Linked DNA regions of Homo sapiens: region 2 is linked to region 1. The links are chromatin loops, found by intact Hi-C in ENCODE. Cell type or tissue: sigmoid colon. All regions are shown on one strand. Each heading gives the region's core, and the rest is flanking DNA. Links, peaks and the distances in the headings are about the cores only. Region 1 overlaps LPP (LIM domain containing preferred translocation partner in lipoma). Region 2 overlaps LPP (LIM domain containing preferred translocation partner in lipoma).

Region 1 (2,813 bases), core at 312-2,811:
AAATGGAATAATTTTGTGCAGTTTTGTGATTCATTTCTGGAGACAGCCTCGATTCTGCTCCATGCAGTCCATCTAATTACTTCTGTGAAACACCCTGTATTAAGTACCTTCCACTTAAAATATCTAAAGTGGTTTGTTTCCTATAGTGAATCCTGACTGAAACTCCCTCAAGATCCTTACAAACTCCCTCAAGATCCTTATGGGCAATAATGATATTTTATCAACAACAGACAGGTTCAAATTCATCAAGCAAATAAATCCTGAGTGCCTATGCAAAGCACTTGGATCACCTCTAGAAGAGCCGTGCACAGAGCACACCCAGTGCCGTCCCTCTCAAAGCTCCCAGTCCAGGGGGAAGAGGCATGCTACAACTCCAGAAGTACTGAGTGATATGGAGGAAGCCAGCAGAAAGCCGAATCTAGTCTGATCTCCGCACGCTAGCCTCAGCTCTATCACTCACCAGCCCTGTTTTCTAACCCAGGGGGCTAGATGAATGAAAGTCCCTTTCTCTCCAACATTCCACACCTCCACAGATGAGTCTTTGTACTCATGAGGGAATTTACTTGGATTTAAGTCCTAACAAGACTTCCTAAATCTTCAGTTCCCTAAATCTGAAGGTCAGAACACAAAGGTCACATAACACACATGCCCGATACAGTTTAAAAGGGAATAGGAATCTGTGACCCCGAAGTATTCTGTGGCAGCCTACAACTAGAAAGCCTCGAGGAGAAAAATCCAAAATTGTGGTTGCAGTACTTGTTAAGAACAGCAGAGAACAAACAGTGTCTTCAGGGTCTCTCTCTTCTTGGAAAATTTCTGCCTCCATGTCTGACAAGAAGGAAGATTATTTACAGACACTGGTTTCTCTTAAAGTACTCAGACCAATAGGTATAGTAAAAGAAATATTAGGCAAATGCAGTAATGCTTAGATCTCTCAAGAAAAGCCACTAATTTCCTTATGTGTCAGACAAGAAAATCTTTGAAACTCATAAATGAGAAGGAGTTTTTGTAGACGGAAAGAAAAACAGCAAGAGAGATCTAGTAAGACGTCTAAACCCAGTTCTGGCACCCGGTCCAGCAGTGGCTGCAGGCCAGGGCCTTCCAGGCCTCACTGAGCCTTAATTTCCTCACCTGTAAAATGGAGACAACAATCCTGCCTAGCTTATCCCATGGGTGTTTATGCTGATCAAGTGAAATACTAAACGTAAGAGCATTTTGTAAATAGCAGAGTGATATACATGTGAAGGAAGACTATTAATAAAGGAATTTCAAAGGAAAGCTATAAATAGTACTTTTTAAAGCCCAGGCAGCAAAAGAAAATGTAAATATAGCAGTGATTTTACAATTTTGTGATCTAGAGGAAGAAATGGTGATCAGAATTGTGACAAACAATGATGTCCAAAAGAGAAGAGAAACCAGCTCGGCTCTGTCATAATTGTCTCAGTTCCTGTACCACACACAACAATGGAAAGATTGCAGGGAGGGGCAGGAGCAGGCCTGTGACTGTGGCACACCAAAGACACGGAGACACAGCTCCAAGAAAATGACGCTTCTACCTCTGTAATAATAACAGTCAGAATCTCATGCTGTGGGTCCTCTATGGATCTGAAAGTGGCTTATGCAAGTGACTTTACCACTTTCTCAGTTTTATCTCTTGGAAGGAACACAATTGGACAGAGTGAGGCCAAACTCCAGGTTTGCTCACCTGGATGAACAGAAATGCAAAGGCAGATCTCACCCACAGTTAGATTTCAGGACCCAGAGGGGATAGGCAGGTTCAGACAAGATTCAGGCAACAACTCACCCAGATTTCTTTCTTTTTTTCTTTTCTTTTTTTTTTTGAGACGGAGTCCCATTTTTTTTTTTTTTTTTTTGAGACGGAGTCCCACTCTGTTGCCCAGACTAGAGTACAGTGGCACAATCTTGGCTCACTGCAACCTCTGCCTCCCGGGTTCAAGTGATTCTCCTGCCTCAGCCTCCTGAGTAGCCAGGATTATAGGCTCCTGCCACCACACCTGGCTAACTTTAGTATTTTTAGTACAGATGGCGTTTCGCCACATTGGCCAGGCTGGTCTCGAACTCCTGACCTCAGGTGATCCACCCACCTTGGCCTCCCAAAGTGCTGGGATTACAGACGTGAGCCACCACGCCCAGTCTCAGATTTCTAAGAGACCATGGAGGGAAACTAAGCAGGAGGTCAAGCACAGCCAAAACTGCTCAGTGCCCTCCATCCTCAATCCACTGTCAAGCGGTCAGGTTAGCAGACAAGTAGAACTGAGCCAAAAGTCAAGTCCCAGGCCCTTGGGCACAAAGGCACAGGAGAAGTTCTAGTTCTGAAGCAAACCAGTGACCTATTAGTCTGTACTGGGGTGTAGATATCACAAAGCTCTCCAGGGTATTGGGACATCAGGTGACAGAGAGGTGAAATAAGTGAGATAAATTAACTCTACCTATAATTCACATAAAAAGAGACATCAGTGGCACACAAATATACCAAACACACACACACACATACGCACACACATACATACACACACACAACTTAAATAATAATCAGGGAAATATAAATTAAAATAGCCATGAAATGCTTTTTCAAACAGTTTGCCAAAAAAATGAAAGATTCATAAAATTCACCATGGGACACGATTTGTCAGGAAATTAACATTCACAATATTATGACTCTTCCTATAAACCTACATATTCTCTATTTGTTTATATATGAGACATATTACATATTGTCTATTGATGCTTTTGCAGCACAAAGAGTTGAGGACCTGTGACAGAGACCATCTGGCCTACAAAGCCTAAAATAT
Region 2 (2,813 bases), core at 247-2,746, 370 kb before region 1:
ATAAATATTTTTAACCTTTTTTTTTTGCTTTTTAAGGCCTCAAATGCTCAAGAAAATACAAGGGCTTATGGTTTTTCATCAGTAGAAGTTTAGCATTTCAGGTTCTGTGATACTGGAAAGCATGAGTCAGGTGGTTATCAATTAAAATTTTCTGGGAAAAGGCTATAATTATACCTGATTTTAAATCTGAGTAGTTGGGGGCTTTTAGGATCTTCACGTAGAAAATTTAACATGGGCTGGGTGTGATGGCTCATGCCTGTAATCCAAGCACTTTGGGAGGCCAAGGCAGTGGATAACCTGAGGTCAGGAGTTTGAGACCAGCCTGGCCAACATGGTTAAACCCCGTCTCTATGAAAAAATAAAAAAATTAGCCGGGCGTGGTGGTGGGCGCCTGTAATCCCAGCTACTCAGGAGGCTAAGGCAGGAGAATTGCTTGAATCCGGGAGGTGGAGATTGCAGTGAGCCAAGATCATACCACTGCACTCCAGCCTGGGCGACAGAGAGAGACCCTGTCTCCAAAAAAAAAAAAAAAAAAAAAAAAAAGAGTTGAACATTAAGTTGCACGTTGCACGTGGTGGTGCAAGCCTGTAGTCCTAGCTACTTGCGAGGCTGAGGCAGGAAGATCATTTTATCCCAGGAGTTTGAGTTCAGCCTGGGCAACAACAGCAAGACCACATCTCAAAAAAGAAAAAAAAAATTAGTTGCTGAATGTTAGCACGGATGTTAGTATGGGCCAAGCAATAAAGTGTAAATTATAAAAGTTATTCATAGTCTTTGTTTTGTCATTTACTTTGAAAACATCCGAGCCACATTTGTAAAATGAGACTAATAATCTCCCCATGATCTATTTCACAAGGCTCTACTAGGTATGACAGCATGCAACAACAGATGCTCGGTAGCATTATAAAATGTAAGGGGCTGTATGAATGGAAGAGATAACTATTCCCAGTGGGTAACATGCTTAACTTCCCAAGAGAGTGCTTGACAAATTTTTCTCTTTCTTGAACCATTTTTCTCCTTCCTAGGAGAGTTCTGGTGAAATGATGATGTAACAGCAAGAAGAAAGTGTGTGTGTGTGTGTGTGTGTGTGTGTGTGTGTGTGTGTGTTGTGTGAGACAGAAAGAGAGACAAGAGGCACAGACAAACACTCCTTGGAGGTGAGAGAGCAGACGTAGGCAATTAGAAAAAAAGGAAGAAAGTTCATGTGGATTTTTCAGGTTTAGTCCAAACTCTTGCTTCCTTTTCCAACATCCACATAAAGCACTGGCCATAAGTGCTTTTAAAACATTTTATTAAGAAGAATTGAGTATATAAAAGAACAGCTTTCCTGCAGAGGTACAAAACTACCTCTTAATGTAGGCTGACAAGTTAGAATGTTTTAACTGTAGCCATTTGATGACATAAGGGAGCAAAAGGCTGCTAGTGTGTTGGTCACTAATGCGCCAAGTTTCAGGTACCTTAAAGTGTTTAGCCTCCTGTGGAGTTGGCCTCCTATTTCCAGAGGCCCTTTAGTCATTTGGATTTCAACTCTAGTAAAAATGTCTGTACCACCTTCTGCTGTCAGAGAGTTAGGACCTGGAGTCCATCCACTGGGAATAAAAGCACTGGTTTGGGGGAGGATCCTTGGCTGCCACTTCATAAATAGACTTTTGCTGAGAATTTCTGATGCACTCTGTCCCTAGGCCCAGACTCCTTGGTAATGCTAGGAATAAAACAGCAATTCTTTTTCTAAAACTATACTTATGAGTAAGGCTGTCTCTTTATGTGCAGAAGGGTACATAAGCAGGAGGCACTGTTGCTGCCCTTCATATTCATACCAACATAAAAATCTTCTTAAGCAAAGCATGAACCTCCGCTTTTAATATGTGTCCTTATATTCCTTCCATGACATTTATTTATTTCAGTATTTCCATAGCAACTACAGCCAAGAAATTGCCCCAGATTTAGAGGGTTTCTATAGTGTATCACATTATACTAAAGGGGAAAAAAAAAGCAATGATAAAAATTCTGTTAATCAGATTAAGCACTTATATTAGTAAATAATTTCATGTATACAAAATATCACAACTGCTTATTCCTTATCTGTGAAGACATGGGAGAAATTAATATCTCCCTTTAGTAAATGAGGACACTGATACTCAGAAGCTAAATGATTTACCCAAGGTCACACCAGGAGAGCTAGAATTAGGATAAATACATTCTATTTATATCACTTCCTAACAAAGTTTTAGTGATCTTTACTTTAATCTGTTTACATATTCAAATCTATAAGAATAACCAAAACTAGGCTTTCAAGAGACATATCACCAAAGAAGAAAAGCATCTCATTGATTTTGCTAATAATTACACAAACTTAAAATAACTAAGACATAATGTGCTTATTAAATTAGTTCAGAAAATATAAATAAACTTCTGCCATAGGGGATAGTTTGCATTTTAACATATAGTTTCATTATTGTTGATGGTTCTGTAAATTAGAAAAATATTTCTAAAGAAATCTAGCAAGGTAATGCAAAAGTCCTCCAGATTAAATTTGATTTGGTAATATAAATCAAAGAATTTATGCTAAGGATGTAATTCAAAATAAAAAATAAAATTTTTATTAACTATCTATAGGCATGTTATTTACAATTCTAAAAGATTGCAAAACACACAATACATTTTGACTGGCAAATGGTTTTAAAATGAAGTGTGTAATCTAAATGTAAAACTAAACAGATAAAAATCTAAAAATGAATACTAACAATGCAAAACTATATGAACATTTGTATTATGTTAATAAATAAAAAATAGAAAACAAAATATGTAAAATG

Evidence for each region. Hi-C counts contacts between places; a loop is a spot of excess contacts. Peaks named below come from ENCODE experiments on the same cell type or tissue, not always from the same donor. Only the 100,000 strongest peaks of a DNase experiment are listed, where the experiment ranks them.
Region 2: it touches region 1 in a loop (1.8-fold over the local background); 1 of 110 quality-filtered maps calls a loop at or near these places.

Annotation. Positions count from the first base shown.
Region 1 is chr3:188,388,837-188,391,649 of GRCh38, reverse strand. All of the region lies in intron 3 of LPP (LIM domain containing preferred translocation partner in lipoma), which reads right to left. Among named protein-coding and RNA genes, the nearest start is that of LPP-AS1, 180 kb to the left of the region's middle. In sigmoid colon, for the core only: no CTCF peak of the experiment used is centred there; a DNase peak (open chromatin) is centred at 1,489; H3K27ac peaks cover 1,266 bases.
Region 2 is chr3:188,763,592-188,766,404 of GRCh38, reverse strand. All of the region lies in intron 9 of LPP (LIM domain containing preferred translocation partner in lipoma), which reads right to left. Among named protein-coding and RNA genes, the nearest start is that of MIR28, 76 kb to the right of the region's middle. In sigmoid colon, for the core only: no CTCF peak of the experiment used is centred there; no DNase peak of the experiment used is centred there.